Regions from separate parts of the Homo sapiens genome. Here region 1 is linked to region 2. A link is a loop called in an ENCODE intact Hi-C map of the cell type or tissue named here. Cell type or tissue: Caco-2. All regions are shown on one strand.

Region 1 (8,000 bases), 610 kb before region 2:
GCAACCTCTGCCTCCCAGGTTCAAGTGATTTTCCTGCCTCAGCCTCCTGAGTAGCTGGGATTACAGGCGCCCACCCCCGCGCCCAGCTAATTTTTGTATTTTTTAATAGAGACAGGGTTTTGCCATGTTAGCCAGGCTGGTTTCGAACTCCTGACCTCAGGTGATCTGCCCAACACAAAGTGTTGGGATTACAGGCGTGAGCCGTAAAATTTTCTTTTATAAAAACCTCATACACAAAATACAAGTTATAAAGTGAGAAGATATTTGCAACATATAATTGATAAAGAGGTAGTATCTAGAATATATTAAAAAAACACCTTCAATTCAATAAGGTAAAAAGACAAGCAAACTGAGAGGAGGATTGGAAAAAGCCAAAAAATTGAATAGGCTTTTCATAGAAGATGAAACACAAATGGCAATCAATGATAAAAAGATAATTGGTATATAATTGGTATCAATAAAACCCACAAAAGATTCCTTTTACTACTAACCAAAAAGAAAAAAAGTCACAATGTCAAGTGTTTACCAACTATGTCAAAAATAAATCAACATTTAGGTAAAAACTCTCGAAAACTGCTGCATTTGTAAATCAAGAAATATGTACAAAAACATTCATAGAAACATTACTGAGAAAAGCCAAAGTGTTAACCCCAACCCAATGCCCATTGGCATAGTATAGGTTAATTTTTATTGATTTGTATAATTGAATAGTCCATAGCACTTAAAAAGTGGAAATTGATAAGCTACACTTATATTCAGCAGTATCCATAAATCTCAGAAAAAATATTAAATGTAAAAACAAGGCTCCAAATGATATATTCAATTTAATTCCATTATACAAAGTTATACCTTCACGATAGGTTGGATTTTATTGATTGAGGTAAGAGAAATGCATATCTCATACAGAGAAGGCAATGAATAAAAGGAGACAGAAGTTATATACATATATACAATATGGGAACACATGGGCATGGTGTGTCCACTGAACTTTATTTACAATAAAACTTTATTTACAAAAGAGATAGAGAGCCAGATTTGGCCCTTGGCTTATGTCTGTCCAAATCCTGTGCTAGGGCATGGACTGTCTAAAGGTTTGTTCTGTGCTGTTTTTCTTCCTGTGAGTAGTTTTTCTCCAGTTGATATAGTAGCCATTTTGTGATTTTGGAATATAAATCCCCTTTCTTGATGGATTTCTTCCCTCCTCTCCGAGGAAATGTGTGAAAAGTCCTCTGTGATAGTGAACACTCTGCTGGGTGAGGCCTCTGGAGCCAGACTCCCGAGTGAGAGTCCATTTCATCACAGTGTGGTTTAAAGAAAACGCACATTTAATGTTACGTTCACCTTCACGATTTTGACTCAGGGTAAGTTTGACACATAATAGAGTAAGTAATAAATAAATTTAAATTATTATAGACCATGGTTTCAGTCTTGTGACTGACTTTGTTGTTCACGAGGATGGACATTTTGCTTTCATTTTAGGATCTTAAATTATTTCTTTTAAAAAAAAATCATCTTTTTTTGGCATTAAGATCCTGGGAGTTTGGCCATGTTGTTAAAAAGTAGACAGATTGAGTGGAAAAAGAAAATTCCACACATTGGAATGCCGTATTTTGAAGTACATGGGTCTTGGCATAATCAGTCTTAGGAACCACATGAGATGTTCTTATTTAGAAATAAATGTATCCGGCCGGGCGCGGTGGCTCACGCCTGTAATCCCAGCACTTTGGGAGGCCGAGGCGGGCGGATCACGAGATCAGGAGATCGAGACCATCCTGGCTAACATGGTGAAACCCCGTCTCTACTAAAAATATTAAAAAATAGCTAGGCGTGGTGGCGGGCGCCTGTAGTCCCAGCTACTTGGGAGGCTGAGGCAGGAGAATGGCGTGAACCCGGGAGGCGGAGCTCGCAGTGAGCCAAGATCGCGCCACTGCACTCCAGCCTGGGCGATAGAGCGAGACTCCGTCTCAAAAAAAAAAAAAAAAAGAAATGTATCCACAAGCAAATGTATGAGCATTCTTACCTTAAATTGGAGATCATTCATGACTTTGAGGCTCCCATACTTGATTGTAAGAGATTATATTTACAAATTACAAATAAATGGGACCCCATAAAATCAAGGATTAAGTATGGAATGGGAATTGTTTTATTATTTGGCCTGTGTTTTACAAATACTTGTTAGGATATCAACAATACAGATTATTGGTTTGTGGATTATCATAGGACATTTTTACACAACATTAGCAATTGCAAAATTATCTATATTTCCAGTTTGAACAATATGATATCATCCTGTTATTTCAAGCAATAATAATAAGCCTAAGGGGAAAGTAACTGGATACAACAATAATGAAAACATGCCTAATGGTTTGGGGATTTTTAAAATATTATTTATTTAAATGGCTTTAATGTAACTGATTAGTATGTCAAAGAACTATAATTTGGAGGTAGATTTAATCTCTTCTTAAGCATACCAACTCAAAAACCAAATAAATAAAAATAACAATTGTAACACTGAAATGTGAATATTGTACACTTGTCTGATGAATTTAGCTTAGTAAATACTTCTCAGGGTGTGTTCAGTGTACTTAGCCACTGTGCAAATACCATTTGCAGGTATGTTAATGAGCTTTTTAATAATAATGGGGCTTTTACAAATATAAGCTTTCAGGTTAGCACTCTGGAAGGAACTGAGGGTGGGAGTGTGTAGCTTTGGACAAATAACTAAAAATTATGCCAAGAGAATGAGCATCAAAGGCCTAGCATTACCTGTCATTTCTATTAACAAAGAAAGCAATAATAATAATAGAGCCCCAAAAGTTATTGTATTATTTGAAGGTGAACAATGTTATGTTTTTGTATTTTAGAGTTTAAGTTCTGAAACTGTGTTACATTTTATTTAATAACTGACAATTCTGCAAATTGGCAGCACAAATCCAAGTACTGAAGAAAATTTTATTTCATGGTTTACATTAAGTAGAAAATATAAATGTGATTGAACTAAAAGATAATGAGGAGAAAACATAAATAAGTTAACACAACGGTTACTTTCTTTTAAATTTAGTGAAAGTTTATGAATATAAATTTCTCATTTTGAAGTCCACATAAGTCTAAATGACTTTTTACTTTGCTTTTGTACTCATAGTGTTTTGAGTCAGCACACTTACCTCTAAGTGATCCCTGAATATAAATTTTCTTACCATCAGTCAAATCCTCTTTGCCTTTTTATACTTGGACTAGAAATGGTCCATTTGGATGACCTAGTATTTTCATATGGTCTTTAATTTATGATCACAACTTGTATTTATGTAAGTGGCCACTAGATGGCAGACCTACCACTAAACAGAATTTAGGCCGGAAGTAAATTCTTCAAGTAATGAATTACACAGCAGAGTAGTGTTTCACTTCAAGCTTAGCTCAGATTCTCAGGCTAAGCACTCTCTATTGTTTTAGGGAGGCATGCTAATGAAGATGACGTAACATTTTTACATTCACTTAAGGTTTAATAGTTTACAAGTTTATGTAACTTCTCAGAATAATCTTTTCAGACTGATAAGCACTGCCATATTGCGGATGAAAACATGAGTTTCCCAGGGCGTATGGCAAAGGTTATTTCTTGTGAAAACTGCAAGGAGACAACTTTGAAGAATTTTGCTTCAGGGCTCCAGAATTTAATGACATTACTTTTTGAGATGTATTCTGGGAGAAATTGGTTTTGTATCTGATATATATTTTCTGCTTATGCCCTCTACCTTTATGTTTCCAAAAGAAGTTCAATCCCTCTAGGAGCCCGGAGAATCAATTAGAGCTACAAAACTCTTCCCTCCTCAATGATACTGACCTCTGACATCTTTATGTTCTCTTGCCCTTTGGATTTTGGAGCAGAATTATCTTTATCCAGCTTCCTACCATTTCATCTTTTGTATTCACTAAAACCTACTGTCACCATCACTTAGATTGCCTCTTGATTTCTGATGTTCAGCACTGGGCTCCAGCTCATTTTCGGCTTTTGAAAATAGGCCAGCAGTTTTCTAAAGAACTAACAGTGATCTTTTGCAGAAATTAGAAGTGTGTTTATGTATCTGTGTGCACACACACTTCCAGCCAAGCAAAGCGATATGAAATGATTCCTGATGCTGCTTTTATCTAATTGGCAGCATACAGCCATAATATGCCGCCATTAGGTCAGCATCTCTAGGGTTCAGAACTAACACTTTTAAGTTTTAAAAGCAAACTTAATTTTTTATAAATTTCTAAGATAGAAAAAAAGCAAAGCTGGCACATCTACTATTCAACCCATACTCTTTATTCAAATTACAAGTTTATACTCTAGCTATAAAATACCCTGACCACAGGATAAAATTTTTCATAATAGACAGATGGTGAATTTAGAAGTTGCCTCTCATATATAGAACATTGTATTGATGTGAACACAGGAATGAAACTGTATCTTAAAAATATTTTAGATTACAAGCATATTATATTTTGTCTTTCTTATTACCACAGCAGTATAAGTTTCCCGTAGAAAAACTTAAAAATTTAAATGAAAAATGGAAAAAAAATCTCAAAAACCTAGAAGAGCTTTCCTTTGTGATTGCCTTTATGGAGATCCTTTCAGAGCTTGCAAATTATTTATTTAGCCATTTATCTTTAAGTAGATCTATTTATTTTGAGATAACTATAGATTTATAGGCATTTATAAGAAATAATATGGAGAGACCCAACAATAAATAACACCTTGCAAAGCGATAGTACAGTATTCCAACCAGGGTGCTGATATTGATACAATTAAGATACAGGCGATTTTCATCACCATAAAGATTGCTCCTATTGACCCTTTATAGCCACATATACTTCCCTCCAACTCCCAACCCTTCCTCAACCAGTGTCAACCATTAAAGTATTCTCTCTACAATTTTTCATACAGTATATAGCCTTTTTGGATTGACTTTTTTTCACTCAACGTAAGTCTGGAGATTCATCCAGATTCTTGCATACGTTAGTAGGTTCGTTTTTTTAATTGCTAAGCGAGATTCCATGATATGGCTATACTGTAGTCTGTTTAATCATTCACTCATTAAAGCATATCAGGATGTCTTCCAGTTTGGGGCTATTATGAATTAAGCTATTATAAACATTAATATACAGGTTTTTGTGGTGAACATAGCTTTTATTTTCTCTGGGATAAATTCCCAGAAAGGCAATTGCTGATTATGTAATAGTTGCATGGTTAGTTTTTGTAATAAAGTGCCAAACTCTTTTCCAGGGTGGTTGTGTCATTTTACATTCCAATTAGCCATGTATGAGTGACACAGTTTCTGTGTCATCACTAACATTGGGTGTTGTCATTATTATTTATTTTAGCCATTCTGATAGGTATGTAATGATATTTCATGTGGCTTTAATTTATAACTTCCTAATGGCTAAAGATGGTGAGCAAATTTTTGTGTGCTTACTATTCATATATTCTCCTATAAATTATCTGCTCATGTATTTTATCCATTTTCCAACTGGATTTTTTTAATGTTAAGTGTTGAGAGGTCTTTATGTATTCTTGATACTAGTCCTTTGTTGATGTTGTGGTTTTTAAATATGTGCTCCAACTCTGTAGCTTGTTTTTTGAATCCTCTTAACAGAGTTCTTCACAGAGTAATATAATCTAATTTGGATGAAATCCAGTTTATCAATTTTTCCTTTTATGGTATATATTTCTGCTGTCAAGTTTAAGAACTCTTAAGGGGTGTGTGTATGTGTGTGTGTGTCTGTGTATGTACCTCTCTCTTTCTATATCTGTGTGTGTATATATATATATATATATATATATATATATATATATATATATACACTTTCAAGGTTTGTAGTTGTATGTTGTACTTAATAAACTATATCCCTATATATGTGTATACACATATATATGTGTCTGTAATATATACACATACATATACACTTTCATTTCAAGGTTTTTAATTGTATATTTTACTTAAGAAAAAAAATAGAGGAATGTATACCTAATCCATCTCTCTAGCAGAAGTCCTGCAAATTTGTTTTTATTTTACAAAAGAGAAGCTAATTTATATTTAGTTTTTCAAGTATGATGTCTTCATGCATAACTGGAAAAGTTGAAAAAAGGATTCAAAATCAGGTAAGAGTTTATAAAATAAAATTGTAGGATCTTTGCATTAATATACCCAGTATCATATCATTAAAAATAAAAAATGTTAGCTAGGCATAAACATTACTTCATTGAAATATGCCTGCCTTCTGGACATGATAAATGTTCATGAAAAAAGAAAACAAAATTATGAAAAGAAATATGCCTGCCTTAAACTAAATTTTACCAATAACCAAATTGAATATAGTTTAAAAAAGTAATAATCAAAAATGTTTCTTATTTAACAAATAGTTGGAATGTTTACATTATGCATAGATTTTTTAGTTACCCATCGATGTTCTAAAGGCACTTTTTATCAAAATGGCCTACTTCTGACTAGATTCTGGGTAAATCACAGAATATTTAAAACATGTATATAGGTACCCAGTAGAAATAATTCATATTCATATAAAATGCTCACTTACGTTTTGGTATGTTTAGTATAAAATAACTGCTACTGTTTGTAATTAGAACGGTAAAATTCTTCAGTCTAGGGCTGCCAATATGTTGCAAAGCTCATTTTTAAAAAATCATTAACAAAATCGCTTTTTATCGTTCGTCTAGAATTCAAAAAGGGAGATTATATTGGTCTCTTTTTTTTCAAAATTGTGATATTTTCTTCCCTGAAAAAAATAGATCCCTCCAAAAATGCAGTGTTGTTCTTGAAATAAAGAACAAAATTTTTAAAAATCTGGTGCATTTAGATGTATGTTTCTACTCATTTTTTGGACCTAGTGAATCAAAACTGATTATTTTCTTACTTTTTATGAAAATATCTTCTCTCATTTTTGCTTCTAACCTTAAAATCCAGGAAATTTGGAAAATTTTATATTGATTTCTTTTTCTTCAGTTTATGTAAACAGATTTTTAAATGTATATTTGCATTTCAGTGAAAATAAAGAGGTCAGGAAAAGCTTAAAAATCTTTAGAGCTTTCTGGCACACTTCCCCAAAACATTCAGGTTTTCAGCAGTAACTGGTTAGATTTAGGTTGTGCGTGGGTGCATGTTTATTCTGCATTGTGAGTGTTACACGGATTTAAGCCTTTAGAGAATTATGTTACCGTCTGATCCCTCCTTCGCTTAGTTCTCTAAGTTCAAGAGTTCCTTTTAAGTAAGAACACTTTTTTTTTTCCCTTAAGAAACTATTTGCAGTTTCCTAAGACTTCAGTGATTTAAAAATATTTCACAATCATGAGGTCAGAACAGGGTTTATGTAAGCCTCTGCCTTAGTCTGTTTGGGCTGCTGTAACAAAATGCCATAAACCGTGTAGCTTATAAACAACAGAAATTTATTTCTCACAGTTCTGAAGGCTGGGAAGTCCAAAATCAAGGCATATTTGGTGTCTAGTGAGGTTCTACTTTCTGGTTCATAGATGACACTTCCTGGCTGTGTCCTTACATGGTAGCTAGCTCTCTGGGGCCTCTTTTATAAGGGCACTAATCCCTCATGACCTAATCAACTCTCAAAGCCCTCAACTTCTAATACTGTCATCTTGTGGGGTAGGATTTTAACATATGAATTTTAGGGGGACACAAATATTCCTCTGCTTTTTGTGAATTTTTGTGAATTTTACATATATTTAAGACTTTTAAAGAATAGTAAGTTACTATCTGATCTCTCCATTGTTCAATTCTCTAAGTTTAATAGTTCCTTTTATGTAAGAGCATCTTTTTTCATAAGAAACTATTTGCAGTTTCCAAAGACTTCAGTAATTTAAAAATATTTCAAATACATAAGGTCAGAACAGGTTTATGTAAGCCTCCATTTGCGTGTCTAAATGATGGTTTTCAGAAGCATTATCCTTTCTCCTTTTCTTTACTTTCAGACCATCAACTGTCACATTCTCTTAA
Region 2 (8,000 bases):
TGAGAGGTGCTTGAAATGAGAGATACTGAGCAGATAATGGTACTGATCCTCCTTCTGGAAATGAATTGGCAATGATCTGGATGTGGCACAAGATACAAGCTGAGGGTATCTCATAAATCAACAGCTAATCTTCAGTTTGATGGTGTAAGCGGAGAGACTCATTAATTAAAAAACAGCCTCTAATGCTGCTTGTAGTTTCTCCATTTTTAAGTCAATGCATATAAATCCCAGTGTCAATAAAGAGGCGGAACTGATCAATCAGAAAAGAAATATAGAAGTAAGAATTGTAATGAGACTATCTACCCTTTGATGGGTGACACTGAGGGAAGAGGAGGGCAATTGCACAGTAGCAAGATGAGGAATCAAGAGTTACAGCAATTGAATTTATTGAGATAAAAAATACTAATATCTAACATATATTACCAGCATTTCATCATCATCCTAAGTCTTTTGTTTTTATGTAATAATTTTTAATCCTCTTTCACCTCTCATTTTAAAGATGAGAACAAGAAGACATAAAGAGTGTCACCAAGGTCTTGGCAAGTTTGCCAAAGTCTCATATCTCCTAATCTGCAAAACTGCAATTTGTGCAAAGAAAATTTGGTTTCTGAACTTGGGTTTTTAACCACTGTTACAGACTGAACTGTGCCCCTTCAAAATCCTATGTTGAAATCCTAACTCCCAGTGCTTCAGAATGTGACTGTATTTGGAGATAGGATATTTAAAATGGTAAAATAAGATCATTAGAGTTGGTCATAATCCAATACGTCTTGTGTTCTTATAAGAAAATGCAATAAGAACATAGACATGCAGAGAGTTAATGTAATAATTGGTATTTATTATTATTATTATTGCTATAATAATTATTAAACAACGAAAAGAGTGAGAAAAGAATTCCGCCATTGAAAATGGACTCTTACTGCACTGATGCAAACAACTATATTGTCATAAAAATACTCACTGATAGTTTCCAATTTCTAGAGGAACCAGGCAGAGAGAAACAAATATGCTCCAAGTCTTGATCACAGGAGTATACCTTACTTAATTATTAAAGGCCATAAATAGTTCAAAGTTTCTTTGACTCTGAAAAACAAAACACGGATCAGCAATATTCCAAGCAAAGGTTAAAAAGATTTGTTCAGTTTCTTTTCTTTTTTTTTTTTTTTTTTTTGAGATGGAGTTTCGCTCTTGTCACCCAGGCTGGAGTGCAATGGCTCAATCTTGCTCACTGTAACCTCTGCTTCCTGGGTACAAGTGATTCTCCTGCCTTAGCCTCCCAAGTAGCTTGGATTACAGGCATGTGCCACCATGCCCGGCTAATTTTTTTTTTTTTAATTTAGTAGAAACAAGGTTTTGCCATGTTGGTCAGGCTGGTCTTGATCTCCTGACCTCAGGTGATCCACCTGCCTTGGCCTCCCAAAGTGCTGGGATTTCAAGTGTGAGCCACCGCTCCCAGCCTGGTTTCAGTTTCCTGAGTTCAGTCCATTTAGTTAACTCTTGTTTTGTTTGATATTTGTGAGCATTTCAGCTCCTTATGAGTCCTGTATATTTTTCTTTATTTTAATGTTACAATTTCCAAAGTTACCAGAAGCCTGTGTTTGAGAGCACCTGTTAAAGTTCTATAGCTCATTATAAACCATCTTTGAGAAGGATTAAACAAGGCAACAACTGTCTGTGAATAGCAAAATGTCCAGGGTACTTACAGTTAGAAACACGATTGACAAAGAAGCTTGGTTATCTCCGTGGTTTACAATAACTTAACATAACGACCTTAATTATGACTGATAGCATATATTCAGCCATTAGAATTCTAGAAATCTCATACAATTTTGGAACATGTATTAGGATTATTCACCCAGATACAACCTAAAGAAGACTGAGCATAATTTTTGCAATCCCATGTACCTAAACATGTCAAATAATCCTGTTTACCTCTCTTCTCTGGACACTTCAGGGGCCCTCTGACATATTTGAAAAGCCAGGTGCCAGGGAAGACAATTTTGAAACTGAGGTTTGATTTTGGGAAGGCTGTTAAATGTTTGAGGTTTAAATAACTTGATATTATGAAATAGAATTCCAGGTTACCAAAAGTTATTTATTTTGCCAAAATCATGACTCAGAAATTTTAAAGAAGCAAAAACCTGTTATAACCCTTTACAAATGTGCCAAAGAGCAGATTAGCACCTTAGGAAAATCTTGTTATGCTTTTATTTCAATTTACAGAAAAACCAAACAATACCCTTTTCTGAATTTAGTCAATATGTTCACATAGAATCTCTTCTGCAAGATTAATTTCCACAGTTCTCCCACCACTTCTTTGAACCTTCAGCTTTTTCCTAATTTAACTCAAACAATCCTTTAACCCTAGGCAAAAGTTTACATTTCCATGCCTTCTTATAACCTTTTATTAAAAAACACATTTTACTGTTCTTACTCACCTTGCATGTAAATATATTTCTAGTAGTTTCAACTCCTAGCAATTTTGAACTTTAAGGTAAAACTTGGAGAGTTGCTTTAATTGTGTGCTAACTGCAACTAAGGTGTGCCTTCTTAGTTAGGGGCGTGGTTAGTTCCATATGCCGTGAGTGAGGCCCTTTAAGAGACAGGGGACATGCAGATATTGAATTAGAGAGGGCTCATCCCCTAAGGCAGGATTGCTAAACAAATCCTTGCCGCCAGAGTTATAAGCCATGGCCTCAGGATGTAAAACAAAATAGAGGATTTATTTCACAAGCAAAACTTTGCAGAGCATACAGTGATAGCTGGGGAGCAGAGGGAGTGGCCTAGTAAAGTGTCTTCTAAAAAAAAACAAACAAACAAACAAAAAAAAAACTTTAAGGGTTTACTTGTTGAGGAGGTGGAAAAGGGGAGTGAAAAAAGGTTTAAAAATGCCTGGGGAAGAACTTCTTATTCGTCTGCAAGTGATTTCAACAGCAGGGTTAAAGCTTAATTACTCTCTGATAAAGTTTAACCCCCTGGCAGGGGAAAAGGAAGGCTGCGGTGGCTTGTGTCTGAGAACCATCTAGCCAGCTGTGTGGGACCCTTGGGCCATGCATCCCGTCCCGGGCACAGAGGGGAGGGGGAGTGAGGAGCCCCGGCTTTCCTGTCTGTCCTGAAAAAGGAAGGAAAAGGCCTTTCCCCCGACGACCCCCAACGGAGCAACGGAGTTTGGGGTCGTGTTTCCCCCACCCTCAGTAGTCTGAGGATGAAAATGCTTAGGATCAACAGTGAGAGGTTTTGAGTCCCCATTTCACTCACTGTTTCTTGAGCTCCCCTGTTGCGCGCCAAAAAGCAGGACTTTCCCTTAGTTCAGCTAAAGACTGGGTCCTTGTCCATTCCACGACCACGACAATTTAGGCTCATAGATGGTTTGAAGGGTGAGTAAAGCAGGGTTTTGTTGGGTGAAAAGGAAGGAAAAGGGGAAACAGGGACCCTCAGCAAGGCCAGAGGCCCCTGCTAGCGTGCTTCCTACCCAGCCGTTTGAATTCCAGGTTCCACACAGGAAGAGGAGGAGTCGGACTCCTGGCTGCTGCAAAGGGCACCAACTTCTGTATTTTCACTCCAGTGCGCATTCCCAGTGCGCAGGCTGGTTGGAGATTCTCCAGGGACCCCCTCCCACCTGGCTGTCTCACTTTCCGTTCTTGACATCAGACATATTGAAATTCTCTGGGGACCTATGTGAAAAGTGAAGTTAATTGCAATGAGAGAACTGGAGTTTGGGAGCTAATCTGATTGGAGGCTGGCCACTGCAGGTGATCACATCCAGGCAATTGCTGTTTAATTAAGGCAATGCGATTAATCACAGATGTCACTCACTGGTAGCAACAGATGACACTGTACAACATTCCACCTATGAAATAAACATAAAGTAACGTTTGGAAAGACAGAAACTGAGTTAGGTCTGAGATTCTCCTTTAATGTTTTAATCTGTCGGGTTTTATTTGAATTCTAAGGATACGTGAAGCTTTATTCTTCTTACCTTCTTGAATATGCCCTCAAAACTATGTCATTAATTTTGAGTTCTTGTTTTAGTTTTTAAATGGAAACTTTCACAAATAAACATTGCAACTTTTTTGCCTTTTTTAGGTATAATATAAATTTAATAAACTACTCAGATTTAAGCTTGATGAATTTTGGCAATTGTACACACCCATTTAACTACCACTCTAAACGAGATATAGAATTGTGCTGTCCAGTATAGTTCCCACTAGTCACATGTGGCTATTTAATCTTAACATTTATTTAATTAAAGTTAAATACAATTTAAAATTTACTTTCTTAATCACACAAGCCATATTTCAAGTTCTTAACAGCTCCTTGTTGGTGGTAATAGCCGCTGACATATAGCTATTGGACATACTGGATAGCACATATTTAGAACTATGTAGAAAGTGATAGAAATGTCTTTGTAAAAATTAATAGCCAGCAACATTAGAAAGTGGCTTCTTTTACTCATAATAATTTTTAAATCTATCCATAATATTGCATGCATTCCTATTTTTTTTTCCTTTTTGCTACTGTGTAGCTTTCCATTTCATTGTTATGCCATAATTTGTTTAGCAGTTCTTGACTTGGGATAAAAAGCTGAGTTAAAAATAAAAAAATAAGAATAAAAGTAAATTTTTAAAAATTTTGCTGTTCATGGAAGTTTGGAGTACTCTACTTTTAGCTATTAGGAATTAGGCTATCATGATACTTTGTAAAATTCATTTTGTGAACATATGTTTGTTTTATTTCTCTTGAGAAAACACCTAGGGGTGGGATTGCTTAACCACGGAATAAGTGTAAATTTATATTTATAAGAAACTCTCACAGGAAAAGAAATGTGTAAGAATATTATTCAGCAGTAAAATACTATTTCACATCCAAAAGAATGTTGGGGGGTACTGACAATACAAAATGTTGGTGAAGATGTAAAACAGATATGAATCTCATACGTTGCTGGTGGGAGGGTAAAATGTTGTAGGTTCTTTGGACAACAATATCTTATTGTGGTTTTAATCTGCATTTTCCCATTGACTGAAGCTGTTAGACAGCTTTTCATGTGTTAATTGGGCATTCTTAGATCTTCTTTTGTGACATGTTCATTTATTTCTTTTGCACTTAAAACAATTAGTTATCTGACATTTAATAGACAATTTTTAGGAGTCCTTTTATGTATTTTAAGTATGCTTATTTTGTCTGATATGTTATTGCATATTCTTTTTCAAGATTTATATCTTAACCTATGTAAATTATAAGGCTAAATGTCTAGTTAGTTATAGGAAGGTGTGGAGCACCAGATTAGAATTTTTTTTAAGTAAACCGCAATGTATCAGAGAGTATGCTCTAAGTGCAATGAGTCCAAAAAATATCAAAGCCAAGAGAAGTAAATAGGGGGTCCTCTATCCAAGAAACTTTAAAAGCTATAGAAAAGAACACAAAGGAAAGAAAAAAACTCCAAAGCCTGTAATTATTTAAAGATTTAATTTCTTATAACTGTCTTTTTAACGTTTCTAAACTTGTATGGCAAACAATAGCATATATTTAGACAATGGAAAACATAAAATTCAATAATTGCTTTTTTTTATAAAATAAAATTGACCATTTACTATTTGGCATATTCAAATTATATAAATTATATAATAGATGCCATATTCAAGATGGCTGGCAATTTTAGCACAGAAAATAGAACAAAGACAACCAAATCTATGCTCTTATAATAATAATGATTTTTAAAAAGCCTCATATCTTTGGTTTCACTTATTTGTGTATAGAACTTCTAATTAGTAAAATTGCCAATATATTTTTATGAATCCTTTGGTTTTACCTTCTGGGTATCTAGAAAACATAGATTTCAAATGTATAAATGATATTTAAAATTCAATTCCAAATTTTTAAAATATTCAAAATATGATATTCAGAAGGTAATAGTATGTGCTTGCAAAATCTATTCATTTTCTCTTAACATTTTGGAGGCAAAATCTTTTACTTCTTCTATACAAAAAAACCCATAATTTTTAGTTTGGGCTGGGAGTCCCAATCTTTAACTTGGCTACATGTGGTCAAATTGCATGGCTCCCCAAACAGAAATGATTGTTATCCACCCCCACACAAAAACCCCACACATCCCAACAAACACACAACATGACATCAGAAAAATCTTTGGATTTTATCTAATATACATATTCAACATAATATACAATTCACCTGAAGCTGTTTATAAATATCTATTTGTCCCATATTCAAGTAAGAACACAGATGATTCAAGTATGCAGGTATAACAGTCAAATGTGTTCTCTCCAGTGTTATTTGCTGTTAAGTTTAAATGATATGCAAGGAAGAAGTCAGAGCTAACAATAAATCTTTACTTTCTACTCCTTTCTTATTCATCATGCACACAGACACATCTATAGACAACATAAAATCTGCACAGACACATCCACACAGTTACAAGCATTTATATAGACACACACACACATGCAAACACACACACTAATATAGCCATATATTCCTCAAGTAATATGATTTTTCTTAACTTTCCACATGCCCCCTAGTTGTTCTAGTCTACTAGGCAGTCATTATAAGAAATAATTATTCTATAGTTTGAACATGTAAGTATAGATATTCTTAGGCTAACAGATTACCATATTGCCTGATTTAAAAAAACAAAAACAAAACTCAGTCTCAAAAGTGAACAATGTCAGATGCCACTCTTGGTTTTGAATATTACTTTATCCTAGTTAGGGCCACGGATGCACATTTTTATTTCAACTTTAAGCTATGAAATGTAAAGTTGTTTACAAAAATATATGGGAGTTCTACTGTTTGAGTTATAAAGTAGACCTTGATCTGAAGAATAGAAAGAGATTTCTAACTGTGCTCTCCAGAAACTGAAAAGCCTGGTTGTATTAAGAGTGAGTGTTCTTTCTCTGGAAGTACTGAAGCAGAAACTGCACAGTCACTACTCCTAAACCTTTCTGAAGGCATCAATCCATGAGGCAGCCAGTTAAATGAGATGCCCTCTGAGGTTACTTCCAAACTGTAGTTTCTGTAATTCTACCAATTTCTCCTGATTTTAACATCTCAACAGTTTATCAGAGCGAAGTGTCTTCTAACATGATTGCTTTGCCTAATTATTTTTAGAACAGATGAAATTATATATACATAAACATTTTTTAAAAAGACATTAATAATTAGTTACTGTCTCTAATTATTTACATATGACTTTTCTAACTGAGACTAAAACTTTTTTTAGAATTGTGTACGTACGTTAAGAATATAGTTTTCAAGTTAAAGTAAGACAACTGACCAAATTATTTGAGAGCAAGTAGATATTCAAAGAAAGTTTAGATCTTTACAATTTCTTTTCAGATGGAAGAAATGTATTAACTCCTCCATTCTGTTCAGAGTAAGCAAAAGTTGTTATACCTTCAACATGTTCTGTTAATGAATTAATTGGGAAATACCTTTTAGTTTTTGAAATTCCAGGATTTGTGAGGTTCAAGTATAGAAGTTTTTGAGGAAGGCGAAATGAAAAGGAGCCCTGACTGCCTGAGGTGGAGATGAAAAAGTACGTTAAAAACATTCGAAAGAAACATAAAGGCAGAGACAAGCATAATTGGATTTTGTAATAGGATTGCTGAGATAGGTTCACGTTCAAAATCATATGAAGCATTCTGTTTTCTTGGTTACTGGTTAGCAAGAGATATTTTATAGGGAACTCATCTGCAACCATGGACACCTTTTTAATTAATAAAGAATATTCATGTTTTAGAATATCAAAGCAAGAAAAATTGCACAGACAAGTCATTGTTTTCTATGTAAAGATAAAAAACTGTTTCATGCATAAATTCAAGAAAATTGAGAGTATCCTATTCTATCTGCATAATGTGGCATTGAGCAAGGCTTGGAGTTTTTAATTGTTTTTCCATTGTTATTTTGAAAAGCATTTAGAAAAAAATACCAGTCTGATTTTCTTTCCACAGGACTCAAATGACAATCTTGCTCAACCTGTCTTA

Evidence for each region. Hi-C counts contacts between places; a loop is a spot of excess contacts. Peaks named below come from ENCODE experiments on the same cell type or tissue, not always from the same donor. Only the 100,000 strongest peaks of a DNase experiment are listed, where the experiment ranks them.
Region 1: it touches region 2 in a loop (2.7-fold over the local background); 2 of 110 quality-filtered maps call a loop at or near these places.

What each region holds. Positions count from the first base shown.
Region 1 is chr10:66,176,240-66,184,239 of GRCh38, reverse strand. The region is part of intron 13 of CTNNA3 (catenin alpha 3); the gene reads left to right. Among named protein-coding and RNA genes, the nearest start is that of CTNNA3-AS1, 100 kb to the right of the region's middle. In Caco-2, a CTCF peak has its summit at 3,333 (motif pointing right); no DNase peak of the experiment used is centred here.
Region 2 is chr10:65,566,018-65,574,017 of GRCh38, reverse strand. It overlaps LINC01515 (long intergenic non-protein coding RNA 1515), which reads right to left and starts at 2,593. Exons shown (of 6, transcript NR_120647.1): 1 at 2,439-2,593; 2 at 962-1,083. RefSeq lists a silencer at 6,880-7,080. In Caco-2, no CTCF peak of the experiment used is centred here; DNase peaks (open chromatin) are centred at 2,627, 3,077 and 3,557; H3K4me3 peaks cover 1,493 bases.